Linked DNA regions of Mus musculus: regions 2, 3, 4 and 5 are each linked to region 1. A link is a loop called in an ENCODE intact Hi-C map of the cell type or tissue named here. Cell type or tissue: left cerebral cortex. All regions are shown on one strand. Each heading gives the region's core, and the rest is flanking DNA. Links, peaks and the distances in the headings are about the cores only. Region 1 overlaps Il34 (interleukin 34). Region 2 holds the start of Ddx19a (DEAD box helicase 19a). Region 3 overlaps Sf3b3 (splicing factor 3b, subunit 3). Region 4 overlaps Sf3b3 (splicing factor 3b, subunit 3). Region 5 holds the start of Sf3b3 (splicing factor 3b, subunit 3).

Region 1 (6,353 bases), core at 928-5,927:
GGAGGGGCTTGGTTAGACAGGCAGACCTCACTCAGGTTCCCGAGGCCTTGAACATCAGCTCTGCTTTGACAGGCAGAGCAGTAGGGGACTAGAGAGTTGAGGGTCTGCAACTGAGGGGGGAGTGACTACATTTAAAGATTTAGTTTTATCAATTTTTAATTATGTGTGTGCATGTGGGTATGTGAACTGGTGTCCTAGAAGGCCAGAGATGAGGTCTCCCTGGAGCTGGGGTTACGGCCATCTGGCATGGGTGCTGGGAACTGAACTTGGGTCCTCTAAAAGAGCAGGAAGTGCTCTGATCCACTGGGGCACCTCTTCAGCCCCAAATGATCGCATTTATTTACTTATTATGTTGGGAAGGGGGATGTGTGTGTGTGTGTATATATGATGGTTGGAGAAAGAAGGTCTGCTCTCTCCTTCCACCAGGTCTCAGGTTGTCAGGCTTGGCGGCAAGTGCCTGCATTGGCTGAGCCTTCTCACTAGGCTTGCCCACCTGAGAGGAAGTGAGACTGGAGGGGCCTGGTTGAAGGAGGAGTGTTTCAGATGGCATCTCTCAGGATTTGGCCAGGGCCTTACAGGGGACCTGGGGGACCTGGAGGTTATCAGGCTACCTTAACATCACCACAAGTTTGTGACTTGGCCCTGTCAATGTATTTCCTCCTAGTTCTTGGGACTAGAGGTCTGAAATTGGGGTGTTACTGGCCACCAAGGCTCTAGGGGAGGGTCTTTTTGCCTCCTCCAGCTTCTGGTGGCTCCTGGTATTCCTTGGCATGTGCCAGTATTAGCAGTTTGCACACTGTCTCCATCTGCAAGGCCTTTCCCTCTTCGATATCTTTCTCCTGGAACACCAGCCACTGGACCTAGCCAGGCTCTCCCTAAGCCCAGGACAACCTCACATTAAGAGCCTTTGCTTTAATTACACCTTTAATGAGCCTAATTCTAAATAAAGTCATTCTTAGATTCCAGGTGAATAAGAATTTGGGAGGGGGAATGTTATTCAACCCATTTTACAGATTCACATTGGTCAGTGGGGATGGAGGTGACATGCTTCATTTATCCCAGTAGAAATGGCTACCTTGTTGGGGGGCACATGTTCCCCTCTCCCCCCGACCAGTGTCTGGGCCAGGGGAAGCCTTATACCTCACCTTGAGCTTCCAGATCTTGGTTCTTGTCTCTGGCGGGGAGGAGACAGGAAAACCTGACCAGGTCAGTGGGACACTGGCTGTGTGGCTTCTGGGGTGCAAAGCGTTGTGGGTGACAGCTACACTGTCCCTGCCTGGTCCCCAGTTTCTCCTGGTCGAAGAGGCAGGAAAACAACACTTGCAATTGGAAATGGCAGCCTGGCTGCAAAGTGTGTTTCATCCGGGGGAGGCAGGTCACCTGCGGACAGGCTTTCAGGGACGGGCTGCATGCCGGCCATGCTGGGCTCAGGTGCTCTGGTAATTCTAAGACCCTGTCCCAGTTTGCCTTCTATTGCTGTGATAAAAGAGCAGGCTCCAAATCGACATGGTGAGGAGGGGTTTATTTCGGCTTACAGTTGTAGCTCACCCTGGAGGGAAGCCGGGGTGGGGAGGTGGGGAGGTGGGGGTGAGGGGTGGGGGTTGAAATAGAGACCACAGAGAGAAGCCGCTCACTGACTTGCTTTCTATGGCTGGATGCTTTCTTCTAGCAGTCAGAACCATCATCTAGGCGTGGCCCTTCTCCCTGCTGGCTGAGCCCACCCACGCCAATCATTAACCAAGAAAATGCTACAGAGTTGCCCACAGGCAATCTGATGGGGGCATTTTTCTCAACATATGCTTCCCTTCCTGGATAGCTCTAGCTGGTGTCAACGAGACAAAACAAAAACAAAAATAAAATAAAAACACAAAAACCAAAAAACAAAACAAAACAAAAAAAAAAAAACAAAAAAACCCCAGCTAGGATAGACCTGACTCCTATCTTAAGGACACATTGGGTAAAGCCAACATGGTCCATGGGGTGGGACTTGATGGATTGACAGGCTATAGTGATTGATTGGCTGCTGATAGGGAAGAAGACTCATTATGGATAGGATAGAACACCCCACCCCGAAAGATAAAGGCCTTGTTGTTGTTGTTGTTGTTGTTGTTGTTGTTGTTGTATGTACAATCCCTGTGGACCAGAGGTAGCCATTATGATTATCAGTCTGCAAGTGTCACTTGGGTCCAGGGTTCTCAGTGGCTGTCACTTTCAACCAGGAGTGCAATGCAGAGGTGCCTTCTCCACCTGTCGGATCAGAAATGTGGGGTGGAGTTGGTCCACCTGTACCTTAGCCAACTCCCTAGGGGATTCAGGTGCGTGCTTGCTTGCTTGCATTTCCATTCCCAGAAACCACCTCTCCCTTCAGGTGTAAGGCTCTGTCCCTGAGGGCATGCTGTAGTTACAGCTTAAGTTCTCCATGTTCCCAAGATGCTATGACCTGGCTAGGTGATGAGTGACCCAGGCAAGCAGTGCTGGTGGGGACGTCCAGGGTTGGAGCCGAAGTCTCAGACGGTTCCAGGAGTGGGTGGGCTAGGTGTGGATTTGCAAGGCAAGGCAGGGACCAAAAGCAAGCCTATGTTAATGGGCCCAGCACTGTGATTATTTATTTATTTAAATTTACTTTACATTTTATTTTGTTCGGGAGGGTGTGTGTGTGTGTCACAGCACCTGCATGGAGGTCAGAGGGCAGCTTGCAGGAGTTAGTTCGCTCCTTCTCCCATGTGGTTCCTGGGGATTGAACTCAGGTCATCAGGCTTGGTAGCAAGCCCCTTTACCCACTGAGCCATCTTGTAGGCCTAATACTGGTTGTGTTTATTTGTTCCTTCAGCCCAGTGCTGTGTTAGGTGATCCTTGCAAGAAAGTGGTTGTCAAGAGTTCTACAGTTGAAGAGGGCAGTAACTGTGGTTTGTGTGGAGTTCAGATTCTGAGTAGATCCAAGTATCAGGGGAAACAGAGAGCGCTCCTAGGACTTGGTCCAGCACGTGGGAACGAGCAGGGCGATCCTGGAGACGGGGAACGGAAGCTAAGAGGGAGCATGGCCCCCAGACAGTGGAGATACAAAGCCCCCAAATCTTCAAGGTGTCGGGAAGTGAGAGGAGAGAGATCCAGTTAGTGATGTCTGCTTGTAACTGATGAGGGAGGTAATGTCAGCCAGCCTGGCTGTCTTGCTCAAAAGGAAAAAGGAAAAAAGAAAAAAAGAAAAGGCAAAGTTTAATTATTGTTTCTGACAACAACAACAACAATAGATATTAAACTAGGCGTGGCTCGAACTTTTAATCCCAGCACCCAGGAAGAAAAGGCTGAGTCCCAGCTAGTCTAGTCTACATAGACAGTTCCAGGTCAGTACCAGGTCAGCCAGGGCAACATCCTTATGTCCTAGCATATAGGGTCGGGAGTGGTAATCTCCCACGGATATCTGGTTCGGTTATTTGCATCTCTTTTTTTCAAAGCACGGGAGGTTAATTAATAAACTTGAAGTCATCCTTTAAGCTGCTGATATCGCTGGCTCAGGCTTCCTTAGGAAGGCCGTTGAACATATCTTAAACATTCCCCCCGTAACGTACATCACCACGTGTGGTTCCCCCCCCCATTGATAAATTTATCTTAACAAAGGACCTATGATGCTGCTTAAGTCGTTGTCAATAAACGTTTCCTGTTTTCTTTCTAGTTTATGAGTTTAGTGGGTCGAAGGTTTTAGAGTTTAAAAGCCATTTCATTATTAAGCGGGCCAAGTGCATTTCCAGGCTGAGAATTCTTTTGGCAGCATCAGGATTATTAAAATGAAATTATCTCATAAAAACCTTCTTCGTTTCCTTGTCCCTGGTCGGCTTTGCATGTAGATCCATTTCTCTGATTTCAGACTGCAGCTAATTGCAGATTGGTCCTTTGGGTATCTCTTGCTCTTTTGTGTTTCTTTCATCCACTCCCTATTCATATTTATTGTAAATTCTCAAAATATTTTTTTCCAGTCAAGGGGACAGCTCCCAAGAGCTGTTTTTGAGGTCACAGTGACACCTAGTGGTAATTCCTGGTACTGTTTCAAAAGACTTCGCATTATTGTCTGTTCTGCTGGTGTAGGGGGTCTGTTTAGCATCCCAGAGCCATCAGACTGGCAGAAGCTTGCTTGTAAGACCTGTTGCTACATCTAATGGAGAAAAATCGAGCTTTGAAAACTCATCACTCCAGACAAAGGGCTGAGGGGTGCCTTGGAACCTGGACGATGTACTTACCCAAAATCAGGAGCTAGGGGAGACGGGAGACCATACCCTGGGGACTCTGACCATGGTGTGTGTGTGGGGGTGTACTTGCTACTCCAGGTGACAAGTCCTCCTTAGGGCTCTGCATGCACCTGCCTTTCCCCTCAGTACTTGTCAGGCTTGATGATGGATGGTGGTTGATTCAGCTACGCACACCAGGTAGTGCGCAGACACAGTGCCCAGCGCTCATCCGCTCTTGTTGGGTGTGTCCCACAGGTCTTGGGATCCTACTTGACGTGGCTTTGGGAAACGAGAATTTGGAGATATGGACTCTGACCCAAGATAAGGAGTGTGACCTTACAGGCTACCTTCGGGGCAAGCTGCAGTACAAGAACCGGCTTCAGTACATGGTAACCTGGAGAGCGTCTGCCTCCCCGTGCTAGGGTTGCAAGCACAGGCCCAGCTCTATAGGACTATCTCTGAGACTATCTCCATTGAGAAGTAACTCATACCATACAACCCACTAACTGAGAGCGAACCCCATGGGGCTGGTGGGACGGCTCTGAGTAAAAGGCACACCTGGTACCCAGGACTGATGGCCTGAGTCCAATTCCCAGAACCCACATCAAGGCGGAAGGAGAGAACCAACTCCTGAAAGTTAATCTTTGACCTCCACATCAGTGCTGAGAGTCATGTCCACACTATTAATAATAACAATAAATAATAAGGTGTCAGATTCTAGACTCACTGATGTGTAGTATGTTCACAGGCTGTGCGAAGGTTACCTTTGTAAGTGTCAGATGAACCATATTTTTCACTTCCAAAGTACCATGTCTCCTGAAAATCCTGGGTTCCTCCCCTGGGCCTGAAACTTCAGCCCTTACAGGACTTGTGTATCTGATCTCACACCCCCCACCCCCACCTCCTTTGTCCGAGGGGAAAAGAGAGCTGTCTTTTAGCCCAGTTGTCCAGATCTGACCTCTCAGTAGAGGACCTGTCTGTTGTCAACGCTGCTAGGCTGCGTTCCTCTCTTGGGGGTCCCGTCTAAACAGTTTCTGCCTCATAGCTTATGGTTTGTTCTTGTTCCTCTTCAGAAACATTACTTCCCCATCAACTACAGGATTGCTGTGCCTTATGAGGGGGTACTCAGAGTGGCCAACATCACAAGGCTGGTGAGGACCCTTCCCGGGGTGGGGAGCCGCTGCCTGCCACAAGTCACTTAGAAGCTTGTGGGTCTTGGCAGGTTGTCCCATTGGCCTTTCCCTAGCCACTCAAGCAAAGCCTGCCACTAACCTAGGCCCAAGGTTGTCTGCTGGCAGCCGTGGGTGACTGTGATGGGTCCCAGGCAGTGGCAAATGCATGGGGGTAGGGGAGTGGTCAGTGCCCAGAGGCCTACGCTTGTGCGTCACTGATGTCTCCTGTCCCTGCAGCAGAAGGCTCACGTGAGTGAGCGAGAGCTTCGGTACCTGTGGGTCTTGGTGAGTCTCAATGCCACTGAGTCTGTGATGGATGTACTTCTCGAGGGCCACCCGTCCTGGAAGTATCTACAGGAGGTTCAGACATTGCTGGAGAACGTACAGCGGAGCCTCATGGTGAGCTGTGCGCATGCGCGTGTGGGTTTGGCCGATGCTGGCAAAGGGCTAAGAAGGGAGAGTTCTGCCATGCGCTGAGCATGTGAGACACACGAGGGATGGGGACAGAGAGGATTTGGGACCTTGTTTCAAGCTTACCTGAGCGCCCCTCTTAAAAAAATTTTTTTTATTATTGTTGTTTTTAATTTTATAACCCATTGAGTCCAATTACTTCTGCCCACTGTTCACTACCCACGCTGGCTAGACCTTGTACAGGTGTTGTGAGGTAACCAGTGTACTCATGGGTGCACCGGGCATGCCATCTTCATAAGACAGCATTATTTATTTGCTTGTTTGAGAGAGTTTCATTCTGAAACCCCGCCTGGCCTGAAACTTGCTGTGTAGAACAGGCTTTGCCTCTTGTGTCCTGAGTCTTAGACAAGCCAGGGAATCCTCTAATTTCATATTTGTATCTGAAAAAATGAGGCTCCTCTAGAAAGGGGAGAAGGAAGAAGGCAGAAGATAGTGAAATTTTTTTGTTCTTTAAAGACACAGAAATATTGTAAGAATGTGTCTGCATTTT
Region 2 (6,353 bases), core at 484-5,483, 250 kb before region 1:
CAGGTGATGCAGCCCAGGAGCAGATAAGTGTCCAGAAAAGGACATTGTCCTCCAGTAATTGGTTGGCTCATTAGGCTTTGGCTAGTCAGATGCCAACAATGTTCTAAGATGCATACTTACTGAGTTGGTTGGTGTAAAGAAAGCCAGCCACTTCCTCTCCCAGGTTTTGGGTTTGTGCTGTAGAACTGAGTTGCCCTAAAATCAGAGGTCAGATTTGCAAGTTGGTTAGGCCTTTTTTTTTTTTAAGAATTATTTTATGTATATGAATACAGGGTAGCTGTCTTCAGACACATCAGAAGAGGGCATCCCATCCCATTACAGATGGTTTTGAGCCACCATGTGGTTGCTGGGAATTGAACTCAAACCACTGGAAGAGCAGTCAGTGCTCCTAACCACTGAGCCATCTCTCCAGCCCTGTTTAGGTTTATTGATGTTAGAATTAACTTCTGGACCATGAGTTTTGTGAACTGGGAAATAGAGATGACATAAGTGTTGCAGAGAACTAAATGATTCAAACAAATTGTGTATAATGGGGTTTTTGTTTGTTACTTGTTTTGCTTTGTAGACAGGGTTTCTCTGTGTAGCCCTGGCTGTCCTGAAATTCACCCTGTAGACCAGGCTGGCCTCAAACTCAGAGATTTGCTTACCTGTCTCTCGAGTGCTGGGATTAAAGGCATATTTTGACCATGCTCAGTTCAGAATGAGGGGTTTCTAAAAATGTTAACTTAGCACCACTTGTAGACCTCCTGGCTAAAATGGAGTGTAGATGTTAAGTCATGTGGTCATGTACAGAGGAGTCAGAACTTGTCTAAGTGCAGGCTCTTTGGTGGGAACTATCAGAAAGTGCCTTCTCTTTGGCCTCTGGTGTGGAAAAAGGAGTCATTGTGGGTGTACTCCCTTTGAGGTGTGCAGGCTAGCTGTGAGCTGGAAATGAATGTTCTGGCAGAAGGTAAGGTATAACCCAGAGTTGTTTCCAACAATAGCTGAGTAGATTCATTGTTTCATTTGGGCTTTCAGCCAACACCGCCAGAAATCAACCTCATAGTGGATGCAGGTGGTATGAAAGAATTTTTTTAATTCATTAAATGCAGGAGTCGTGGTACATGCCTGTAATCCCAGCACTCGGGAGGCAGAAGTAGCAGAATTTCTGAAAGTTCAAAACTATCCTGTTCTACATTGAGAGTTCCAGGCCAGAAGGAAGGAAGGAGGAAGGAAGAAAAGGTTAGGAAAGGAAGCAAGCCAGATGGGTGTGAGAAGGCTCGGCTGATTCCATGACAAGCTTCAGATTGGCAGTTAAGGAGACGAGGTCTAAATCTCTGTCTCCAAGAACTGGGCAATTCCAGGCAAGTCCAGGCCTCACAAGCTGCCCTGCCACCTGGCCTGAGGCAAGGACAATGGGTCAGCAGCAGTTTCCAGACTTCCTCAGCCCCCCACACCCTGGTAATAGAATAGAGATGAACCCAACAGATTAACATAGAGGTCACCTTAACCCAGGATTCCCTAATATGCTTTAAATCAGGCCTGCAAGCTCACTTGGGTCTCTTTTCTCTCTCTCTCTCTCTCTCTCTCTCTCTCTCTCTCTCTCTCTCTCTCTCTCTCTCTCTCGGTCATGGGGAGACCCAAGCATGCTGAACTTGTACAGAATAAAGAACACTTTGCATTTACAATCTATTTGAGTTGGTGTGTGTGTGTGTGTCATTCTTCAGCAAATTATGGACCCTTAGAGTGGTGATGGTGCCTAACTTTAATCCCAGCACTCGGGAGGCAGAGGTAGGCAGATCTCTGAGTTCAAGGCCAGCCTGGTCTACAGAATGAGTTCAAGAACAATCGAGAGCTACACAGAGAAACCCTGTCTTCACAAACCAAACCAAACCAAACCAAACCAAACCTAAATATCTTGCAAACCTAAGACAAGTCAAAACTTGAACTTCTTAATTGTTGTCAGACACTATGTCTTCTCTAAGAAGTATGTCCCAGCAGATACATGAAGAAATAGCCATGTTCTTGGTACTAGAATAGGTATGCTTGGTAGTGCAATTTCAAGAGGACAATGGGCAGTTAGACTCAAAATATATGCATTTTGAGACTAGGTCTCCTGTAGCAGAGACTGGCCTTGCACTCTCAATCTTCCTCCTACACCTCCCAAGTACTGGAGTTAAAAGTGTTCACTACCATTCCATTAAAATTTTGCACTATTTTAAGAGCATCCTTTTTGTGAAGTGCCTAAGTCATTCAAACAGCTTTACACAACTATCATGACTTAAAATGTATCCCAACAGAGGGAAAGTACTTCTCTTATCCCAGTATTTGGGAGGCAGAAAAAAAAAAAAAAAAGCCACGGGATACATGAAATTCTTGACTCAAAAAAAAAAACAAAAAAAAAAAAACAAAACTAAATACATATCCACACACATAGGATGTAACTCTGTTTTGTTTGTTTTTAATTGTTTTTTGAGACAGGGTTTCCTCTGTGTAGCCCTAGTTGTTCTGGAATTTGCTCTAGTGGCCTCTGCCTCCCAAATTCTGAGATTAAAGGCCTGTGCCACCTATGCTCAGATCATTTCATTCTTAGTTGTATGTATATGCATGTGTGTCTGCGACTGCAAAGGCCACTAGAGAGCGTTCTATTTTTTTAAAAAATATTTATTATTTATATGTAACTACACTGTAGCTGTCTTCAGACACACCAGTAGAGGGTGTCAGATGTCATTACGGTTGGTTGTAAGCCACCTTGTGGTTGCTGGGATTTGAACTCAGGACCTTCGGAAGAACAGTCAGTGCTCTTAACCGCTGAGCCATCTCGAGAGAGAGCGTTCGATCCCTTGTAATCTAGGTGTTGGAGATTATTAAGGAGGAAACCGAGTTCAAGGTAGCCTTGTTTTAAAACAAGATACCTAGTTTCAAAACCAAAAAATGGGTAAGTATTTTGGTTATGAAATGAAGCGATTGGGCGAGTACTAAGTAACTCTGCAGAGCTCTAGGACGTTAACTCAATTAGATCGCACCTAGCGAGATGGAATTTTTTTTTTTTTTCCTCCTCTTTTTAGCATTTCGAGACAGGGTTTCTCTGTGTGGCCCTGGCCGTCCTGGAACTCTCTCAGTAGATCAGGCTGGCCTCAAATTAAGAAATAAGCGACTCAGGACCTTAAAGTGCTAAGCTCCGCATGCTTATCTTCCTGGGGGCGGAGCGTGGGTGGAAGACGGACGCGCGGGGCAGGAACTGACGTCAACTCCGCGCGGGTCTTTTTCCGCTCCGTGTGAGTGGCACTTGGCGCGGGCTTGCGTTCGGCGCTGGTGTTGGCGGGGCGCGGAGCATCTCTGCAGGTCGGCTCGCGTCGGGACCATGGCCACCGACTCATGGGCGCTGGCGGTGGACGAGCAGGAAGCCGCTGTCAAGTCGGTCAGTGGCCTGGTGGGGATTAGGGGACTGAGGCGGACATGGTTTCCAGCACGGGGACCTCAGAGCCGGGCCAGCCCGCGCTCGCTGGAGTTTGCTGTGGGCGATCACTTAGCGCGGCGGATTTGCTCCGACAGCGAAGAAAACCCGCAGCGAGCTTCTTATCCGAGTTTGGACTGAAAAGTTGCTCCCATGGTGACATTGTCTTTATTAAGTGTGTGAGGCCCCAAACTGGCCCTTCTCTTGACCTCTTACAAGAAATGGCAACATAAAATTCTCTCTTTTTTTCGTTGTTGAGGGGTAGTTTTTGAGTGAGTTTATGCTGCCTTTCCCCTAACAGCCCCACATTCATGCTTAACCGCCAAGCGGCAGTTTGTAGCTCGCCAGAATAACGGGTTTTGTTTGTGTTAATGCTTCACTTAGCAACAAATGCAAACTGTCTAGTTGCTATTTTAAGTGTCGTATAGTTTTTGTTAGATTGTTTTTGTGTTTTTGGAGGGGTGCGTTGGTGGGTTCGAGACGGTGTAGCCCAGGTTGGCCTCTGACTTGCTAATTAGCTGAGACTGGCCTTGAGAGCTCTTGCATCCCTATCCCTCCGCCTCCTCTTAAGTGTATGAGTTACAGCTTTGCTGCCTGTGTTTTTGACACAGCCCAACTGGCTTCACTATTTACCTCGGGGTCGCCTCAAATACTTTCTTTTAATATCTTATGTTTTCTATGTGTGTGTATGGGTGTTTTGCCTGTTCGTATCTATGCACCACACTTGAGCCTACATATGTTAGAAGAGGGTTTTAGATCCCCTTGGAACTGGGATTTACAAACTGTTGTGAGCCACCATGTGGCGCTAAGAACCAAACCCTGGCCCTTCCGCAACAGCAGCGAGCTCTCTTAACTCTTAAACCAATTCAGCTGAAGAATGAGCAGTTGATTTTCTTTTTTTTTTTTTTTTTTTTTTTTTTTCCATTTTTTATTAGGTATTTAGCTCATTTACATTTCCAATGCTATACCAAAAGTCCCCCTTACCCACCCACCCCCACTCCCCTACCCACCCACTCCCCCCCTTTGGCCCTGGCGTTCCCCTGTACCGGGGCACACAAAGTCTGCGTGTCCAATGGGCCTCTCTTTCCAGTGATGGCCGACTAGGCCATCTTTTGATACATATGCAGCTAGAGTCAAGAGCTCAGGGGTACTGGTTAGTTCATAATGTTGTTCCACCTATAGGGTTGAAGATCCCTTTAGCTCCTTGGGTACTTTCTCTAGCTCCTCCATTGGGAGCCCTGTGATCCAGCAGTTGATTTTCTTAAGAAGCTCTCCTTATTCTTTGTTTTTAAAAGTTATTTGGATTTGCTTTGTGTATATCCTCGTATTTTGAACATGGATGTGCCGCATTCATGTGTGGAGGTCAGGAGGTAGCTTGTGAGGGTAGGTTCTCTTCCTCCAGTTTGTCAGGCCATCTTATGAACCCCATCTGAAGTTTCAAATCTAGTGATTATTCCTAAGACATAGTGACTGAATTTTTTTTCTTCAATTTAATTCTGTGTGTAGCCCTGGGTATCTTGGAATTTGCTCTGTAGACTCAGAGACGCACCTGCCTCTGCCTCCTGAGTGCTGGGACTACAGGTGTGTGCCACCATGCCTGGTGTAATTACATGTTTTGAGAAGAGGATCTCACTTTGATGTCCAGACTGGCTTCAAACCCCTGGAATCCAGTAATCTTCCTGTCTTACCTGGAATTGCAGGAAAGGACCACCATACTCACATGTTTGGCTTTTAAAAATGTACTATCAAAAACTGGGGAGTTAGTTTTGTAAATCACCCTTGCCTAGCCTGAATAAGGTCCTGGGTTGGAAACCCTAGCACTACAGGGGTTTAAAAAAATGTATGCCCCTAATCTCATTATGAGAGGACTGTCACCACAACTACTTAAACATCCTTGATTTGTTCAAACCATTCTGCTTATCAGGAAGCTGACGTAACCTCCTTGAGATAAGCCTCGCCACCACCCCACCCCCCCAGCATGCACATACCCCCCAGCATGCACATACCCCCCAGCATGCACATACCCCCCCAGCATGCACATACCCCCCAGCATGCACATACCCCCCCAGCATGCACACATACCATTCACCACACAGAGTTGTGAACATTTCCTGTTCAGAGAGGCAGGATTAATCATCAGGGTCTGTGTGTGGCCAGTGAATCCAGAACAAAGGATGCCAGGCTGTTTATTGACTGGCCGTTCCTAGCTATGGGTTACTCTTCACTCTCGAGAGAGCTGTGTGTTAACACATTTGTAACCAATCATGGTTTAATGGACTTGCTTCGTTTTTTTTTTGGTTTTTTTGTTTTGTTTTGTTTTCTTTCATCAGGCCTTCTGGAGGCTACTTTAATGTGGTTGAATTAGGAAACTCCAGATGGTCTTAAATGTTCAGACCATTCCAATGTATATTTCTGCTGATCCATGTGCATAAATGAGGACTAACCAACCAATGAAAAGTTCTGCTGTGTGATGCATCCCCAGGTCTGCTTGCTTTCTCATGACCTCTCTGCCATTAAAGGAGAAAGTGTGTTCACCTGCTTTTTCTCTAGAAAACCTGGTTCCTAAACTCTTTTTTTTTTTTTTTTAAAGATTTATTTATTTATTATATGCAAGTACACTGTAGCTGTCTTCAGACACACCAGAAGAGGGAGTCAGATCTCATTAGGGATGGTTGTGAGCCACCATGTGGTTGCTGGGATCCGAACTCAGGACCTTCAGAAGAACAGTCGGGTGCTCTTACCTGCTGAGCCATCTCACCAGCCCCTCCTAAACTCTTTTACTGTTGTGGTGGTCTAGATGAGATGTTCCCCGTAGACTTAGACATTTTAACACTTGGTCCCCAGTTGGTGCTGCTGTTTGGGGAGTCTTAGGAGCTTTGGCTTTGCTGGAGGAAGTATGTCCCTAGAGGCAGGCCTT
Region 3 (6,353 bases), core at 570-5,569, 58 kb before region 1:
CCTTGTCCCTTTCACGTCTCACGAGGTCGAGTCACCACATTGCCCTTACCTCATCTTTCCTCACATTGTTTCTTGGTGTTGAATCTGCTTCAGATGGCAAGCCTTTGCTTACAGTTAGGAGGTTCTAGAACTTGTTTAAAGTAACAGTTAAGGTGCCTAGAAAACAGAATCCTGCGTTCTTTTAGGAAGGTCTTTTATACTATGGTATAGATACAGGGTTGTATTATGACCCCAAAGCATCAGAGTAGCAGTCCACAAACTCAGAATGATGGTCTAGATAGCTGTCTGGTGGGACAATTGCCCAGCAAGAATGGGTGGCTTGGAGTTGGGCACGATGCCACGTACCCATAATCCCAATACTAAGTGGGCTGTGTCAAGGGGATTTCAAGTTTAAGGCCAGACTGGGCTGTGTAATGGAGACCCCAGCTCTTAAAAACTAGATGCCTTATCTGTACTCTGTTCTGGAAATCACTTCTTTCTTAGAGATAGAATGTCTTTCTTCCATTAGGACCATGACTTCTTCCAGCATGTTGAAATGCACCTGCGGTCTGAGCATCCCCCTCTTTGTGGACGGGACCACCTGAGCTTTCGTTCTTACTATTTCCCTGTTAAGGTAAGTTGGAAAAAGGAATCCTGTGCCCATTCACAGGCCTTCTCTGTTGGCCTTTGTTTCTGAGATTCAGATAGTTCTCAAGGGACCTGGTGATTCATCTGTGACATTTACATAACCTGTCTTTAAAGATGAAAACAGGGTTGGGTTTTATTCAGTGAATCAATCTCTCTCTCTCTCTCTCTCTCTCTCCCTCTCTCTCTCTCTCTCTCTCCCCCCTCACACACACCAGCCCTTAGTGGGGTGTCACCTTAGACCCCTTTTTCTTTGGACATCTTAACTTTGTTCTCTTCCCTCTCTTCCATGTCTTAGAATGTGATTGATGGAGACCTTTGTGAGCAGTTCAACTCCATGGAACCCAACAAGCAGAAGAACGTCTCTGAGGAGCTGGACCGAACCCCACCTGAAGTGTCCAAGAAGCTTGAGGACATTAGGACCCGCTATGCCTTCTGAACCCGTCTTTATCTGGGGCCTTGCCAGAGAGCCCCTCTTTTGTTCCCATTGCCAGTGTCTGGCTTTTGCCACACAGCAGAAGTGATGTGGTATTTAAGACTGCATTGTTAAAGCCAGTAGCTCTGCACCCTCAACTCTCCCCTTTGAATGACTGGTTCCCTACAGTTGACACTGAAGTCTGCTCCTTGAACATAGTGTGTGGCCCTGAGCTTCGGTGTGGAACACAGTTTTCCTTATTCCCAAAGCCACCCCTGCATTGTGTAATTTCTGGCTCTTGTCTACTTTTGTACACATTCTTAATTTTCATTGTTTTCCTGTAAATACAGTTTTGTACAATGTTGCTTTGAGAGATGAAGGGAGGCAAGCAAAGGTGCAGCCAGGCTGATTGCAGTGTGGCTCAGTTCTGCCCTCGGAACCCTCCTGAATATATAAAACTAGTTTTTAAGGTGTCCTGCGTGTGTAGTTTTTGTTGTTTTGTTTTATAGTCTTTTCCTGGGAGTGATAATTCTGGAGAAAGGCTTGAGGCCTAATTAGAACAATAACTGGATCTTTTACTTCTTTGCTCTTGTGTGGACATCATGGCTCTAGTGTTTTCTTAGTGTGTCTTGGTTCTTTGCTGTGGAGATAGAACATGAGTTCACTGACCATGTAAATGTAACCCCACTATTCATGGATATTAAAGAGGGTGTTTTCCCTTTCCCTCAGATTTTTGCCACTGTGAAATCTTAGAATGTTATATTTGGTACAATTCCCAGTTAAGGAGTCTGATTTCACAGTGCTTGCCTAAGTGGCTCCTGAGAATTTAGGCCTGGTGACTAGGAGTGACTGAGGACATTCTCACCTCTCCTGGAGAGAGTCATGTGGGCCCTGCCTAGAAGAAACACAGGAACGACCCAGAGGGGAGTGGCTACAGCACATGTCTGGGAGATTGCAGACTGGCCTTGCGGGGGTCAGCTTATAAGGAAGAACTTGTCATTCTGCCCAGAAGTGGCCTCATTTCACAAAAGACATCATTGGAAGTTCCTCCTGGCTAGCTTTATGGGAAGCCCTAAGCTTTAAGATAGCCCTTTAGCACATTGAACCTGGAGATTGCCCCAGGTTGCCACTGGTCTCAGTAATTAATAAATTTGAATTCCCCTGCTCTTCTGCCTAAATGAACTAAACTTTCTGCATCTCTCAACCCGGTAAGACCCAGACTGGGAATAGTTACACATAACATTGTTTCTTGAGATGGGGGTCTCTAATGCAGGCTGTCCCAGACCCTCAGAAAGTGACTCGAGCTGCTTTGCCACTGCCTTTTAAGAGCTGGAGAACTGAAGGCATGGACCAGAACCGCACTTTGGAGTCCAGATACCATCCTCTGAATCTCTAATCATGGCCTGGGTCGGGCATTAGGAACCTCCCTCAGTGTTGCTGGGAATTGAGCCTCAGCTGTTGTGAGCATAGGTCTTTGAATTGCATTGGGGATACCAAGTTCATTTTTCACCTAACTGCATCCCTGACTCGATGGCATCAGACTGGGACTCTGGCTTCAGTGCCAGCATTCCGTGGCTCTTTACTAAGGTCTGACGGAGGTACTCCTAATGCAGTAGCAGCTGTGTAAGGAGAAACAGAAAAGACCCAGAATCAAGGTTTGTCCACTGAGCCTGCACTGCCTATTGGTTGGTTAATTACCAGGGAAAGGAAGGACAGTTCTTCAAGGACAAGGTGAAGGATTGAGTATGGAAGAGGAGCTACTGCCCAAGGACCTATAAATGATGTTAGCAGGAGTCACCACTCCTGACACTTGGCCCAACCCTTGGGTACAAACACAGGCAGACCTTTCTTTGCATTCCAGGTCAGCTAGGGATCTATGCAGTGAGACCCTGTTTAAAATACACAAACTCACAAAACGTTTCTAACAAATAGGTGAGGCCGAATGACTTGTTTAAGGGGACACCGTGGCTCTTGGAGTGCATTGAGCAAGCAGGTAAATAGGGAACTGCCTTAGCCTTGTCAGAGAGGCTACTGGGGACTGAGAAAAGGAGGGTCAAGTCAGGACCCTGAGTCATTGGTTTACTCCTCCCTCTGTAAATCCCCTGCTACTTGGATCTAAGAAACTGCCGAGCGGCCTTCGCTTTCCCCTGACCTCACGGGGCAGAGGGTTTGCAGATGTTGCTTCCTTTGGAAGATCTCTTGCCAAGAATAGCATTCCTGTGGGGAGGGGGTTCTAGTTGGCCTGCTCCTGGAATGTTGCTGTTTTGGGTTTGTATAAAATGTATTGCTAGCAGGACATCTGCTGGAGCTGGGGGTGGAACTCCTGGTTCCCTGGCTCACAGGGAGAGAGAGAGGGCTGATAGCCAGGATGTTGGCTGCTCCCAGCCTTTCTTGAGAGCCGGAAATGCTGAGGTATCTTTTTCTTTCATCCACCCGGGCTTTCCGGATCTGTTAATTCCTTGCTTCTGTTTTCTATTCAAAGTAGAAATGCCGTGTTTGCATGAGTCACCCAGTCCCTCATCTACATATGAAATACTGTATATGTGTGTATATTTTAAGTTTATGCATGCTTAAGATTAATATCTTGAAAGCTTGTTCAAAAAATGCTGTGGGAGAGCAGATTGTTCAGTGTGGGGCACATGGTAGCAATTCAGTGAGCACTTAGACCTGTGGCTGTTGGTTTTTGTATTTGGGGTCCTGAGTTCTAGTGAACTGAAGACAGCACAAGCCAGCAGAGCTGTTTCTTGGGAAACTTGAAAAGCCAGCATTGGAAATGCTATCCCTAGGTTGGAGGGGAGGGTGTGGATAACCTGACATTCCCCCACTCGGGACCGTGAGCATAGTCTTGAAGCCTTGAACCTAGAAGAACTTAGGGCCATGTCTGATTTCCTCAGGTCAGAAAGCTTGGGAACTTGTGGGGTGGGGGGACCCAGGAAATCCCAAGTCTAAAAGCAGAGGCAGGGTTGACAGTCAATGTGTCACATTGGGAAATGAGAAGAAACATAGAAACGTGTCACCATGGCTCTTGACCCAGCTCAAACATAGAACTTGTCTAGGTATCAGAATAGACACCTGGTAACCCACCCAAGATCCTTTTGAGTATTTCTGAGTCTGGTGTAATCAGACCTAAACCTCACTAGCTGTGACTAGTGTTTGTTCAAAGCAAAACAGCAAGCATTAGTTGAGTTTGGAAGTTACAGCTTTAGAAAACAGACAGATGAACATCTGCCTTGAGGTGGCTGAAGGGCTGTCTTCACCATACCCTGCCGGAATCCAGAGGTGGCCAGCCTCTGTTTCTGGCCCTTTCCTGGCTCTCACATTTGCAACCCACAGAGCCACCCAGCAGGCACAGCCCCTTCTGAGAGACTAATTGTTGAGATTTCCCTTGTTGGGTTTTGTTTTTACATTTTACTTAGTGGGCATATATAGACATGTACATAGTCTCTTCCATGTGGGACTTTCAGATCAAACAGGTTTTCAGGCTTGGCAGCAAGTTCGTTTACTGGCTGCATCATCTCGCCAGCCCAAGAGTTGGTCTTTGATAAGGTTTAGGAAGAGTTTCATAGACTCCTTTTGAAAGGCCGGAGTAACGTGTGTGAATGGGACAAGTGCTAATATTTACTACGGGCTTCAGGGACTGGTGCTGTCCGAGAGACACACTGGGGACTCTGGCCTTTAGGTAGGCCAGGCTGTAACTAGAGAAGGCAGCTTTGCTCGTGAAGCTTGGAGAAACATCTGCAAGAGGCCATGTGGCAAAGAAATCTGTGGAAAAGCAGTTGACAGTGGAGTCTGATGACTTACTTGAGTGTGGCTGTGGTAACAGGAGGGTTGGCTGTCCTGAGCTCTGCAAGACCTGATGCCATCTTCATCCTGAATCAGCAGCCTATAAATTGAGCACTTGGAGGAAAGAAAGGACAGCACACCAGGTCCAGAGGCTCTGAAGAGTGGCATCTTGTGGCTGTGTCCCCATCTCTACCTCTTCTGTCTGACAGGATAGCCTTGACAGAGCTTTTGTGGAGGGCCTTTGTGGTGTGGTCCCAGTAGCCACTGCAAGGGGGGATGGAGAGTTAGCTGGGTGCATACCAGTGTGGGCACATTGTCTTCCTGCAAGTTCAGGGAATCCAGTTCTCTCAATCTAATTAAGAACGCCTTTCTTGAACAACACCATTCATTAGCATTTAGAATAGGGCAAGCCCTTGTGTCCAGATCAGCATTCCCAGACTAAGCTGTGTGGAGTCCCTTGAGTGGCCCTTTACTGAGAGAGGCTGTGTTTAAGTTGAGGAAAGCTAGTCTTCCTCCCTTGTTGATAACGATGCCTTCAAAACACCACCACTACCATTGCTATGTCTAGGTGGAAGAGCTGAAGGATCTTTCAGGGGATGGAAGTCACCACCTGTAACTACTCCAAAGACAGTCATAAAATTAGGGAAGAGTGGTGGCACAAGCCTATAATCATAGCACTATAAAGTCAATCTCTAGACTAATTTGAAGCTAGCCTGGGCTATACTGGGATACTAAAAGGTTGGCAAAGAAAGAGATGTTGTCCCAGCTGCACAGGGCCTTGTCACTATTACCAGGAAAGCAAAAGTGGCTATGTCTGCAGGTGTGGCTCAGAGTCTTCAGAGGTTCCCATGAGGGTTGTCTCAGGCTTTGGTGTTAGACCTCAGTAAGCAGCTGTGTGTGTTCTTGGGTAAACTACCTCCCTGCGCTCAGGTCTTGTCTGTAGACAGGTTAACAAGCCAAACAAACAAACCAAAAAAACAACAAAAAAAACCTCTCCTAGGTCCCATCAGCTGTACTCAATTTTGTAATGAAAGAGGTATTCCAGGTATTAAAGAGAGGACCTGGAATTTTCCCCTAAAAACCAGTTCAATCTACATAGAAACTAAAGATACCCCAGATTCTAGAGACACCCCATATTCACCCTCAGGGCTGTCCCCTTGCCTTGACTGACTGTGCTTGATGCTCCCTCCTACTCCACACTCCAAGACAGGCTGGGGCCATGTGGCCCCGCCCCACCCTGCCCTTGTTAGCTCCGGTTCTAGAAACAAATCTGAGCTGCTGTAGCGTGTGTCCCCCGCCCTCCGAGAAGACTGTAGGCTGAACACACAACAGCCTGTCCCACACAGCATTTACTGCCACAGCCCCCAAGGCACCTGCTCCAGGCCTTGAGCTGCTCAAAGCTTCCGGCGACGGCGACTGTAGAAGCCCACATCCTGGCAGGTGAGCAGGTAAGCAGAATGGATGGGTTTCTTTCACAAGGCTGCTCCCTCCCCGTCGCAGTCTCTGAGGGCCGATTTAACAGGCAGAGAGA
Region 4 (6,353 bases), core at 411-5,410, 69 kb before region 1:
TAAGTTAGATGGCAGACTTGTGCTTTTTCAGTTTTAGTTTCATACTTTAAAATGCTTGAGCATGAGACACACAAATGAGTCTTCATTTTCCCATTTAAAGGAGTATTTTACAGCAAATCTAGGGCAGTACCTCTTCCCTCCTATACTTAGTAATGTTATCTCTATAGTGTTTTGCTTTAAGAAACTAGTAATGTCATACCCACCAAGATTAGTAACACTTTCTGAATATCTGATACTTTGCATGTTTTAATTTCCTCGTGAAAAATCACAGTTAGTGCAGACTATAGACGTTGACGGCAGTTACTCACTCGTAACTGTTGTAGTGGAAGTGGCCCTACTCTGTTGCATCCCACTGGAGGTGCGTGATGTTGAAATGTTTGTAATCAAGTCTGTAAATTGAGGTTTATTCCTTTGCTCTAAACATACTTTATACAGGAAAAGGATAATGGCTCTCTCCCAACCCCTTCTTCAGTCACTAATTTTACAGTAGGAGTTAGGATTACAGCAGTCATTCTAGTTGAGTCTGATGAAGTAGGGATTTTGTTGGTTGGAGGTAGATTTTTATTTTTTAACTATATAAATTTGTGGGTATTTTCTTCTTCAAATTACTGTCATCTCTTAGATTTTTGTTTGCTTCATTTTTGATTGTGGTTTCCCTTGAAATTCGTTTGTTTATTTGACCCAGCTATCTTGCCTGCCTTCTTGCACAATTAGGTAACTGTTGCATTGGGAATGTTCTTGCTTCAGCCTTGAATCAGTCATCCCTTGGAACCGTGTTCCTTTAGGGAAAATGAGGCTTAGAGGTACCATAGTCAGTACATCCCAGCCTTTAATTGTTTGTTTTCTTTGTTTTGTTTTTTGCGGAGGTCTGCTTTTAAATTATAAAAAGTACTTAACTTAAATGATTTGGGGGGGATGGGGAGGTGAGATGGGGTTTCTTGACCCCTGGCTGTCCTGGAACTAGCTCTCCAAACAGACCGGCCTCAAACTCAGAGATTTTCCTGCCTCTGTTTCTTGAGTGTTGGCTTAAAAGACATGCACAATCCCCACCTGGCTTAAATGAAATATTTCTTAATGTACAGGAAATGTATGTATAATGAGAAGTGGGTTTTGCCAGTAGATGCTTAGTAACTAGGAGAGAATGAGTGAATTCCTGATTGTTGGGCGCTGTGACCTGTTTTATGTTGTTTTCGCCACCAAGTCATATCTTTGTCTTCTACTAAAGTAGCCAAAGGAAAATCTAACATAAAAGTTCCCATCATAAAAAGGAGGCTTTACCTGTTCCATCTTTTCCACTAGAACGGTGTACTGCTGAGGACTGTCCTAGACCCTGTTACTGGGGACCTGTCTGACACCCGCACTAGGTATCTGGGGTCCCGTCCTGTGAAACTCTTCCGGGTCCGGATGCAAGGCCAGGAGGCTGTAAGTAGTCAAAAGACATTTGGATGTTGGTACCACTGTGAACTTCTGACTAATTCACTTTGTAGGTTGATGTTCGTTTCACTTACATAGGAAATTCTGGGTTCTTTGGAGTTTTCTAAGAGATGGTCCATGAGATGGCACTGGGCATTATGAGGTTATAGGAAGCTTGAATATTGATCTTTGAGTCTATTTAGGCCTAGCTATCTGAGATGGAAAAGGATTATAGTGATCTCATGAGTCTACCTAATAGGAATGAGAGCCTATTCTTCGCAGTTCAGAGTTAACACTGCCACTGCCGTGCTAGTTCTTAAACGTTACCTTATTCACATCTACAGCTGTCCAACCTTGGAATAGAGTCTCTAATTTATACCCAAGGGAAAGTCGGTCCAGAGGAATGTGATTGATAAAGCTTGCTTTTTCTTTTTCTTTTTACTTATTTTTTTCCTTTCTTTATACAATAAGCCGTGTACTGCCTGTTTGGGCTCCCTTTGTTTAAAGTGGCTTTGTAGACTTCTAAAATTTGAGGCCAAAGTTGGGTTGTATGTTTGTTTGGTCAGTCTACCATGTATGAGCTTGTCCAGTCTGATTGGAACTCTTCCTCCCCAGGTTCTGGCTATGTCCAGTCGCTCATGGCTGAGCTACTCTTACCAGTCTCGCTTCCATCTCACCCCTCTGTCTTATGAGACCCTGGAATTTGCATCGGGCTTTGCCTCTGAACAGTGTCCCGAGGGCATTGTTGCCATCTCCACCAACACTTTGAGGTGAGAAAATACTGCCAGGCAGTGGTGGTGCACGCCTTTAATCCCAGTACTCCAGAGGCAGAGGCAGAGGCAGGAGGATTTCTGAGTTCCAGGACAGCCAGGGCTACACAGAGAAACCCTGTCTCAAAAAAACAAAAAGGAAAAGAGAAAATCCTCAGGCTTGAAGCCCAGCAGGAAGCTTTTGTGCCAAGTCCTCAGCCTGTGGTTCTACCAGAGTTGGAGGAGTTTGTAGAGATGGCTGAGAACAACCTTTCACCAGGAAAGAGTGTTGCAGCTGAAATTTAGTTTGGCTCAGGCGTTTAGAAACTGTGAGCCAAGTTTGAATTTGGCATTTAGCTTCTGTTTAGACTTTAGGAGCTAAGTTGTAAAACTAGTCTTGCACTTTAAGATTTCTGTTTCCTGGTGAAATGGTCATATCCCAAGACTAGTTTTAGAACAAGCGTTAAATCTGGATTTACCTATAGAATTATATCTTTTTTTAGCCATGGTTTCACCATGTAGCCCAGGACATGTTACATAGACCAGCTTGGCCTCAAACTCATAGAGATCCACCTGCTTATGTTTATTGAGTACTAGGATGAAAACCTCGTTCTTTATTTTTCATGACAGAATCTTACTAGGTAGCCAATGCTGGCTGGCTTCAAGATCAAATTTCAGGTGCTCACTTGGGCTCAAGTTGCATGCATGCACATACACACAAATACAGAAGGCCACTGAACATTCTAGTACTTATTGTTAGTCAATCACTTTTTGTCTATTAGTAATATATAAATATTTGTCTTAATTTTTTTGTGTGAAGGCAGGTTTTGTTTTTTCTTTGAAATACAGTTTTTGGAAAAAGTGAATTAGAAATATGATGAAGTGTTGTGGAGTATTTGCCAGAGTCTGCTGCTCTGATTTGGGTTTAAGCCAATAGAAAGTCTGATGTTTGCGATCTCGTGTATCTTCAAGCTGAGTTGGAACTCATCCTTAGGATGAGTTTTAAAGCACGAAAGCCATGTCCCAGCTGACATATTTCAGTTAACAAGGACAGTTAGCCAGAAGTGGAACTACAGAAACCAAAAGGCAAGGTTAGTACATTTAGAGACTTTCCCAGAATGATAGACTTTGGTGGATTAGGCCTTTTAGTTTTGGCAGATGGTGCTGTGTGTGTACGCTAAGTTTTATAGCCCGAGTGGTATTTTTCCAATCCTATTTGGAAGAACTGTTTGTTATAAATGGGGATTTCTTAAACCTCAAGTCTCCATTCATAAGAGTTACCATGGACAGAAGTAGACAAGAGAGAAAGTAGGAAAAATCTGTGTCCAATCCAGTAGAGTCAAATACAGCTTCTGGGCTGAAGTCTTATTCTTCTGGGACCAGGAACAAAGTGGTTGATCTCAGGGTTCCTCTGGAACTTAAGGGAGCAGGGTCCTATTAGGGTTGATAGGTGGGAAGGGAAGTTATCTCAGGTAGAGGAGTAAAGGGTTTGAGATGGGATAGGAGAATCATTCCATAGGAGGGAGTGGAGGTGACAAGGTTAGGGGGTGGTAAGGAGGAGATCAGGGAGATGCAAGGGTTTGGATGAAGACTGGGCCAGGGGGATATCAAAACTTGTCATCCATGTGTGAGCTCATAAAAGTAAGATGGAAAGGAGGTTGGTTGAAGAGAATACACACAACTCATGGTGACAATGGAAATATGTCGCAGTTAGTGGCCACTGTAGCTTATTGAAGTTGTAGTTACTGAACTGTAGATACTAAAATATAAAGGTGGAATTGGGCATTTCCAACATGTTCAAATGTGCCTTCATCAATTGTATCCCAGGGCTGGAGAGATGGCTAAGCCGTTAAGAACACTGGCTGCTTGCTCTTCTAAAGGACCTAAGTTCAGTTTCCAGCAACCACAAGGTGGCTCACAGCCAATCTGTTATGGGATCTGATTCCATCTTCTGGTGTGTCTGAAGAGAACAAGAGTGCACTACTCAGTTACATAAAATAAATAAATAAGTTGGGCTGTGGTGGCGCATGCCTTGATCCCAGCACTTGGGAAGCAGAGGCAGGTGGATTTCTGAGTTCGAGGTCAACCTGGTCTACAAAGTGAGTTCCAGGACAGCCAGGGATACACAGAGAAACCCTGTCTCGGGGGGAAAAAAAGTAAATAAGTCTTTTTTTAAAAATGCACTCCTAGAATAGAGTCGTGTGAGAATTCTGAGTGCTTGTGGAAAAAACTCTAAGGGTCTGACCTCAGTTTCTTCTTGGAGTTTATTGTGTTCCTTCCAGGTGTAGCAGATAGGAGTGAGCTGAGCAGTCATTGTTAACTCATGTGCTTCTTTGAAACAACATGGTTTTTGCTGTTTGTGTTGTCCTTGGAATTGAATACCTTACTCGTGTGACTCTTCTTAACCTTCAGGGTATAAATTGTCTGATGTTCTGAATAAAGTTGGCTGTCACATGAGAGTTTGTCCTCGTTTTTAGACCCCATTCTCCCAGGTTCACAAAGCCAACTGGAGAGATAAACAGTCGACTATTTTTTGGGGCAGGATCTCTCACTGAAAGTAGTTTGCAAACTAGCAAAACTGACTGCTATCAAACCCCAGAGAACCTCCTGTCTCTTTTTCCTTAGCATAGGGATTACGGGGTACTGCTGTGCCCTGCCTTTTAAGTGGGTTTTAGGGTTCATAATTCAGGTCATCATGGTTCCATACAAATACTTTACCAACTGAACCTTCTCCGTGTCCCCTGAACGTCATGTTATTACATTAACTATGCAATAGTAAGGGTTTGACAATGTCAGTGCAAGGTTCTAGTTCAGTGTGTTTCAGTGGTGAAAACACAATTGCAGGGTATGTGTTGCTGAAGGGGAAATCTGCGTGTATCTCCTTGTCGTGTACGGTGGTCGTTTAATCGTACACAGTTGTTATCGTGTTGCCTTAGGGCATAAGCAGCTTCATTTCATCAGCTGAGCTGAGTGAGCCAACACCTTTAACTCTCTTGCCTATTACCATAGGATTTTGGCTTTAGAGAAGCTTGGTGCTGTCTTCAATCAAGTAGCCTTCCCATTGCAGTACACACCCAGGAAGTTTGTCATCCACCCTGAGAGTAACAACCTTATCATCATTGAGACGGATCACAATGCCTACACTGAGGCCACAAAAGCTCAGAGAAAGCAGCAGATGGCTGAGGTAATTACTCTGACCTCCAGAGGGGCAATTTCAAAACGCCTGCCTGTGAAGTTGTTTAGAAAAGTTTAAATTTAGAAACCACCTCTAATTCTCTTCTCCATGTCACATACACACTGCTTTGGAGATAGGGTCTCAGACCATAACCCTGGCTTGCCAGGAACTCTTAATGATCCTGCTATTCCCAGCTTTCCAAGGGCTGGAATTCTATGTGCACTGTCACATATAGCTGTAGTCTTTGCTTTTTGTTTTTTGAGACATTTTGCTATCCACCATGTAGACAACACTGGCCTTGAATTTACAAGGATTTGCCTGTAGCCCCTGAGGTGCTGGGGATAAAGCTGTACACTACTACACTTGGCTATCTTTTTACTTTTTAAAAAACCAGGGCTTGTGGTGTGTAGCACAGTGGTAGGCTTCGTGTCTAGCATGTGCAGAGCTCTAGGTTAGATTCCTAGGACTGAAAAACAAGGGTAAAGTGGGTTTGACCCTAAAACTATAAACCAGCCCCCCCTTTCTAGGACCTTTAAACAAAGTTTTTTGTCCTGTTTCTATTTCTCCCTTTTACAAGCTTTTTTTGTGACCTGGGACAAATATGCTGACCTTGGTTACTCGGAATTCAGTTCCCTGTGTAGAACTGTTTTCTGGTCCTTGAGCCTCCACAGTAGGGTGTGTTACATGACGCCTGGATTCAAGCCCTGACACACAGCTTTCAGATTTCCCCTCAGCACCAGCTCATCCAAAAATTATTTGCCAGCAAAAACCAACTAGCACCAAGCATGCAGAAACCATAGGAAGCCTGGAGATACTATGTGAATCAACCAGGTTTTCATTTCTGAGTTTTTAGACATGAAAATATTTGTCACGGTTAATGTTCTGTTTGGCTTTTTTTTTTTCTCAGATATAACTACTAGTATTTCTTTTTCCTTTTAATGATCTCTTTATTTTGCGTTTCTCCCTTGAATCTTTTTCCCCCCTTTTAAATTGTGTATCTAAGTGTTTTAGTGCAG
Region 5 (6,173 bases), core at 1-5,000, 97 kb before region 1:
ATGCCTATCAGGTAATAAAACACTGTTAGAAAAAAGAATCCTTTTTTTTCCTTTCTTGTGACAGTACCTTGCTCTATAACCAAGGCTGGCCTCGAACTTGCAGCAAGCTTCCCACCTTAGCTTCCCAAGAGACTGGACTATGGGGCTAGGAAAACTAACTTTATCCTGTGGTCCTACTGGAATGTACAACTTTTGCTGTGGTACATACTCACCCCATCCTGTGGAGAGTGACCATCTTACTTTCAATGGTGTTCTGCTGTTCCAAAAGAGCATCCAGTTCTTTCTCCACCGCTTTCTGAAACAGACAAACACCATCAGAAGGGATATAAGTAATTTCCTTTTTAAGTGACTAGGGGATTAAACTCAAGATCTTGTACATGCTAGGCAAGTGTTTAAATATTACACTCCATCTCTACCCCTAGGTAGAAAGAACTTTAAGAGTTATCTAAATTAAGCCAGGTGAAATAACATAAATCTTACATGCCAGCATTAGGAGGAGGCATCTGGACCTCTGTGTTTGAAGCCAGTCTTGCATACATATTTAGGACAACAAGTACTACATAGAGACCCTATCTCAAGACAACAAACAAACTTATAACAAATACATTTATATAACTCAACACAGCTAAAAGGTGAATTTCAATTCAAAAATTTTTCCCTCCCACTACAGTCCCTTTGGACTTCAATGCTGCTTTGGTTTTGTTGGACTAAATAATTGGCTGTGTACTTTTTCTCATGCTTGTTTTGATGCAAGGTCCCCTGTAACTCAGGATGGTTTCTCACTTGTTCTGAAACATGGGATGACCTTGAATTCTTCTTTCCTTTCTCTTCAAGTGCTAGGATTATGCATGTGCATAACGCCCCCCCCCCCCCCCCGTTTGTTTTTCAGTATATCTTATTCTATCTAGCAGATGACTAACACAATGGAAACAAATAAATATTCAACACTTGTGCAGTGTTCTAAACAATGACGCTATAAAATGTAGTGGCTCATCCAGATGTGTGATGTTCCCTTGTTATTCCACATTCAGGAGGCGGGCAGGAGGAACAGAAGTAAATGCCAGTTTTGACCATGTAGGCAATTTGAGATCCTGTCTCAGAATCAAAACAAGGACTGGAGGAGGACTCCTCCCTCCAAGTCTGATGACTAGAATTTGATCGTCTGCATTCACACAGCAATTTTGAAGTTGTCCCCCAACTTCTACACTTGTGCTATGACACACTTGCTTCCTCATACACATACACTTTTAAAAGGAACAAAATAAAATATAGTAGCTAAAGAAATGAAATTGCCAAAGAGACCATAAATTTCTTTTTTTTTAATCCCTTCTTTCTGCATACTTAGTGTTCAGAGGGGGTGATTATATTTCTACGCCAGTGAAGCTATTTATTTATTGTGCTACCTCAATTTATGCACCTTTGAGACAGGAGTTTTGTGTAGTTCATGAATTTTAGATCCTATTGCTTCAGCCTCTTGCATGCTGGGATTACAGGTATACAGCATATTTAGCTCAATTTCTGGTTTTTTTTTCCTATGAAGTAAGGAGAGCAATATGTACCTCATCGGATTTCAATATGTACCTTATAGGATTTCTGTGCAAATAAAACAGGATAATAAAGGCACATAACACAGTGTGCAGAAAACAGTTCCACAGTCTTAGCTAAATAGTTTAATAAAGGCAGTCTTAAGACGGATGCAGAGGAAAATTTGCAGTCATTAAAAACAAACACAAAGCCAACGCTACTACATTTTATAAGACCGCAAAAATTTCCCCAATGTATTAATTGCTTCAAAGAATATAGACTTAGGAATGTTAAGTCAAGAGCACTCAACTTTAAACCACTACTTGTGTGGGAACTGCTGGAGCAGATGCAAGGCAGTACTTGAAAACATTCAAAGGTAGTAACAACTCTCTTTTCCTCTATTCAGAGCGCTTTGAGAGCTGCATGACATTAATCCCAGCACTTGAGTGACAGCGGCAGGCAGATTACTGAGTTCACTGCAAGCCTGGTCTACATAGTGAGTTGCAGGCCAGGTAGGGCTAGATAGTTAGAGCCTATCTAAAAAGAAAAAAAAAAAAAGTTCCCTGGGAAAAACAGCTGCCAAGGTTTTTAGGTGAGAGGTTACATCTTCTGACTTGCAAGGAATCCATCCACGAACTGACAGCACCAGACTGCCATGGAAAAGAAACAAACGTATATAAAGAGATATAGCATGCTATTAATAGAAAGGAAGCCGAATCCTTTCCACACCTGTTACTTGATTGACCACACATCCGAGGTACAAGAGATGAAATCACTTGTCCGAGACCAGACAGCTGCGCCTTAGTCTTAAAACTTCAAAGTCCTAACAGGGAGATTTCAAACTTCTAGGGAGTTGTGAGCTCGCCTATAATGCCAGTAGCTTGAGAGGTTGCTCTAGGAAGGTAGCCAATTTGAAGACAATATGGGCAACACCGAGGCCGTCTCAAAATAAGAAAACATCCAAATGCCTACACTTAACTGAAATGCTAAAAATACACACATAATCATTTCTTCCAAGAGAAAAAGTCTTAGACCTTCAAGCTAAATAGAAAGGAACTTCTCCTTTAAATGAGTCGAGAAGAAACTTTCGTAACTTTTCACTTCCCAAGCCAAAGCAATTCTTATTCTGAAGTCAAGCCAATTCGGTATACACATATGTATGTGTGCATGTAATACATACATGTACGCGCACACACACACACCACTTCCAGTTTTACTCGTCAGGGAAATCAATACGGAGGCAGACCAAGGAAGTAGTCCAGGTAACAGGTCAAATAAGCTTGAGTAGAACTGACAGGTGTACCCAAATGCCCAACTACATTAAAGCCTCTTGGGAAGCTGCTTTCTCGTTTTCCCTGGTAAAGCGATCGACACCCGTGATGCCCTCTGCCACCGGATCCTCCAGGAAAAAGGAGGTTCAGCTCCCCACCTCCTCGCCACAGAGTCGTTCGTACACAGCTTCCAGCTCCTGCAGCTCTGTCAGAGAGCGAATGAGCTCGGTGGAGATTTCGGAGCAGTGTCCTCCTCCCACCCCCTCCGGTGGCGGAGGAGCTCCTGACAATTTCAGCGGAGACTCCACCTCCGCCATCTTGGCTCCCGGTGGGCGCTTCCGGGCTTGCGAGGTCCCCTCTGCGTTGGCGCGGTGACCTTTGGGGCTGCCCACAGATATGCCCGATCAAAACCATTGGAAGTCTATTTTTAAAACTAACCTTCTATTTTACAGAAAACTTACCGTAACGTATAAATTTTAGATAACTCATTAGTCTTCAGGTGCAAGATGAAAACATCCCAAATTTACATCTATTTATCAGGCGGGGGCTAGATACCTTTTTCCCGTCGCGCGGCACCCGAAGGCCCGTCTTGAAGGCTAATGGCGGACGCCGGCGGATCGGCAGTGGCGGTGGCTTAGGCCTTGAAGCGATTCAGCATCCGTCGGGTACCGAAGCCATCCTTCTTGCAGCAGGGTAAAGAAGTGGCCTCCCAGCTTCTCTGTCGCGGAGGAAGTGGAGAGCGCTCATAGGAGAGAGCTGCCCGGCACCTCGGCCGGAGCCGCAGGGGCAGTTTTAGGCCCGAGAGGTTCGGTAGGCGTGAGGTTAGGGAAATGCTTGCCGTGGGCAAATGGCCTCGTGGACTCTTCGCCCACTTGTGTCTTCAGAGTGGGAACGAGTCCTTTAAGGCTTGCGAGTTTAACGTGGTGGCACACTCGTGTATTTCCACCACGCGGGGGAGGTTGAGGAAGTGGGAGTCCCACCGAGGCTGCATAGGAAGACTCGAGATTGAAAGACTATTCAATCAGCAAGGGGTAAAAATTCTGTTTGTTCAAAATGTGCAACTATCAGAAACCGCCCGGGAGCCGGGGATCTGGTTTGAACTTGTGCATTTGGTAGTTAGGCAAAATGTTGTTTCTCCTCTGAACCTCTGTTTACTGTAAAAGAAAGAAAAAAAAAACCCGAAGGCTAATAGTACCCATTTGAAGACTGTGCAAGATAAAAAGGAGGTGATGGTGGAACCGGAGATTATAGGCAGAGGCGGGGGAGGAAGCTTTCCACGGTTTGGCTGTTACGGTTACCTGATACCGGATATTCCTCCAGGAAGCACCTCTTCAGTAAGCCAGGAGATCCGTTTGTTTTGGTGTTGAGTGAGTAGGTGCTCATTTTAATCCTCCAAACCTAATGGTAGAGAGCACTTGCCCAAGGCCATAGGTTTCCTTCTCGTAGCCTCAAACACGAAATTCTGCATACAGAGCCTTACGAGGCAAGGTACCATCTTCCCCCCTGTTAAAGCAAATGTCCAAAGTCATAACATCACGTTCGCTGCTTATGGTGCAGCCGGAACTCATCCGTGACAGCCTTGTAAATTGTGAGGTCCTCTACCCTCAAGCTGCCAGTGCCAGTTCAACCTTTAGGGATAAGCCTTAGAGATATTAGTTTATTAGGTATTTTAGGACTAAATCTTAGAGGTATAACTTCATTTGCTTATATGTAGCGTTAACAGTTTCGCTAACTGAATTATAGTGTAGGCATTGAGTAAGATTCTCGGTATCTGTAGCAGAAAGCTGTCTTGTTGGTTTCTCAAAAAAATTCATCCTTTGGTTAAAGACAGCACATAAAATATGCAATAAATATATGTTCTTGAACATGCACATATATAAGCATATGGAAAGATGTAAGTTTGGTAAGATTTATAACCCAGAGAGAGAATGGGGTCTCTGGGAAATGAATCTGAGGTTTTTAGAGCCTTGAATAATGTGGATGTGTAGACCCTTGAACTACAGCTAACTGTAGGTTCTCATTTGTCTGGCAAAAAAAAAAAAAAAAAAATCACAAAAGGCACGTTTGTTAATTGAGCAAGTTGTAGGTTCTGGCATTTAACCACTTGCTCTATGTTGTCCAACTGATAGGATTTTTGAGCTTAGGGTTCCCTTGACCATAAGAAGTTTGGTTTTGTTTGAGACCGGGCCTCTCTTTGTATCATAGGCTGGAACTGAGTGTGTGACTCAGGCTGGCACTGAACAGAGTGATTCTCTTTCCTCTGCCTCTCGAGTGCTAGGATTACAGAAGAGAGCCATGATTCCTGTCTTTTTTTTTTTTTTTTTTTTTTTTTTTTTTTAATACCTAAAATGGGTGTTGCTAGGTGTAGTGGCACACACCTTTAATCCCAGTGCCTGGAGGCAGAGGCAGGAGGATCTCTGAGTTCCAGGATAGCTATTTCTGAATTGTCCATTCTGGAATTCACTGCAGCTTATACTTATCTTACACTTGCAGATATCCTCCTGCCTCGGCCTATTGAGTGTTCATGCCAATGTGCAGGCTTTCATAGAATTCATGTGAAATGAAAAGCAAAAGATGTAGTATCCTAGAACGGTGCCCACCATATAAGTGGTGGTGTATTTTTCCCCTCTTGAGACTGCAGCCCGGGCCTCTGCGAGCTTAGGAGGCACGTCGAGAAAGCACTCTTAGCTCTGCCTGTTCTGATTTCAACAAGAAGTTCCCAGACAGGGCTTCTTTTAAAAACAACAATTCTGTTTTTGTGTCCGTAGTCTGCTTTGCCTTGAAACCGTTGCTGTAACCAAGAGTTGACTGAGGGTCACAGCTTTGCTTGTCACCATGTTTCTGTACAACCTGACCTTACAGCGGGCCACTGGCATCAGCTTTGCCATCCATGGCAACTTCTCTGGTAAGTGCTACAGGTAGTGTTTTTGTGGATGGAAGTGAGTTACTATATATTTTGCTTGTCTTTTGTCAAAATGTTTCCCATTTACAAGAAAACAAATGTTGGTGTGTGTGGGGTTTGTGTTAAATTCTCGTGTATTATCTGTCACTCAGTTTCAGGGGCGTATCTTCCCAAATTGTGTGAGACGTGAGCTTTGTAAGTCACGGTAGTCACACTTTAGTCTAAAATGGCCTCTCCTGGTAGTCCTCTTCCAGCTTCCCAGAGCTGGTTCTTAATTTGACATCAAATTTGATATAAAGAATATGGGTGTCATAGTTGATGCCTGTAACCTAACACTCTGGAGGTGAGGTACTACTACTGTGAGCACGAGTTCTGGCCAGTCGGAGCTTGAGGCTAGCCTGAGATGCATTGTTTTGTTTTGCTTTGTGTTTCAAGACAGATTTTTTTTCTGTGTATCCCTGACTGTACTGGTAATG

The links. A loop is a pair of places that touch in the nucleus more often than their neighbours do. Peaks named below come from ENCODE experiments on the same cell type or tissue, not always from the same donor. Only the 100,000 strongest peaks of a DNase experiment are listed, where the experiment ranks them.
Region 2: it touches region 1 in a loop (2.3-fold over the local background); 4 of 42 quality-filtered maps call a loop at or near these places.
Region 3: a loop joins it to region 1, with 2.9 times the contacts of the local background. A loop is called at or near these places in 20 of 42 quality-filtered maps.
Region 4: a loop joins it to region 1, with 4 times the contacts of the local background. A loop is called at or near these places in 10 of 42 quality-filtered maps.
Region 5: a loop joins it to region 1, with 4 times the contacts of the local background. A loop is called at or near these places in 20 of 42 quality-filtered maps.

The regions. Positions count from the first base shown.
Region 1 is chr8:110,747,681-110,754,033 of GRCm38, reverse strand. Il34 (interleukin 34) reads left to right here. Exons shown (of 7, transcript NM_001135100.2): 3 at 4,476-4,609; 4 at 5,294-5,371; 5 at 5,630-5,791. Among named protein-coding and RNA genes, the nearest start is that of Gm15894, 4.8 kb to the left of the region's middle. In left cerebral cortex, for the core only: a CTCF peak has its summit at 4,027 (motif pointing left); a DNase peak (open chromatin) is centred at 4,016; H3K4me3 peaks cover 556 bases; H3K27ac peaks cover 199 bases.
Region 2 is chr8:110,994,714-111,001,066 of GRCm38, reverse strand. It overlaps Ddx19a (DEAD box helicase 19a), which reads left to right and starts at 3,244. Exons shown (of 12, transcript NM_007916.2): 1 at 3,244-3,400. The coding sequence starts at 3,344. It overlaps Gm51551 (a long non-coding RNA gene), which reads right to left. Exons shown (of 3, transcript XR_003947457.1): 2 at 5,519-6,353; 3 at 4,611-5,124. In left cerebral cortex, for the core only: a CTCF peak has its summit at 2,676 (motif pointing right); DNase peaks (open chromatin) are centred at 2,809 and 3,233; H3K4me3 peaks cover 1,665 bases; H3K27ac peaks cover 1,198 bases.
Region 3 is chr8:110,805,651-110,812,003 of GRCm38, reverse strand. It overlaps Sf3b3 (splicing factor 3b, subunit 3), which reads left to right. Exons shown (of 26, transcript NM_133953.2): 24 at 1-25; 25 at 509-613; 26 at 923-1,512. The coding sequence ends at 1,063. Gm15895 (a long non-coding RNA gene) reads right to left here. Exons shown (of 2, transcript XR_003947455.1): 2 at 1,346-5,086. It overlaps Il34 (interleukin 34), which reads left to right and starts at 6,080. Exons shown (of 7, transcript NM_001135100.2): 1 at 6,080-6,270. In left cerebral cortex, for the core only: no CTCF peak of the experiment used is centred there; DNase peaks (open chromatin) are centred at 1,935, 2,540 and 3,435; H3K27ac peaks cover 1,305 bases.
Region 4 is chr8:110,816,537-110,822,889 of GRCm38, reverse strand. It overlaps Sf3b3 (splicing factor 3b, subunit 3), which reads left to right. Exons shown (of 26, transcript NM_133953.2): 16 at 1,300-1,422; 17 at 2,029-2,183; 18 at 5,172-5,346. Among named protein-coding and RNA genes, the nearest start is that of Il34, 14 kb to the right of the region's middle. In left cerebral cortex, for the core only: a CTCF peak has its summit at 4,040 (motif pointing right); DNase peaks (open chromatin) are centred at 2,425 and 4,111.
Region 5 is chr8:110,843,990-110,850,162 of GRCm38, reverse strand. It overlaps Sf3b3 (splicing factor 3b, subunit 3), which reads left to right and starts at 3,360. Exons shown (of 26, transcript NM_133953.2): 1 at 3,360-3,488; 2 at 5,564-5,700. The coding sequence starts at 5,631. It overlaps Cog4 (component of oligomeric golgi complex 4), which reads right to left and starts at 3,139. Exons shown (of 19, transcript NM_133973.2): 1 at 2,954-3,139; 2 at 213-295. The coding sequence starts at 3,112. In left cerebral cortex, for the core only: CTCF peaks have their summits at 3,076 and 3,730; DNase peaks (open chromatin) are centred at 2,403, 3,177 and 3,344; H3K4me3 peaks cover 2,488 bases; H3K27ac peaks cover 1,733 bases.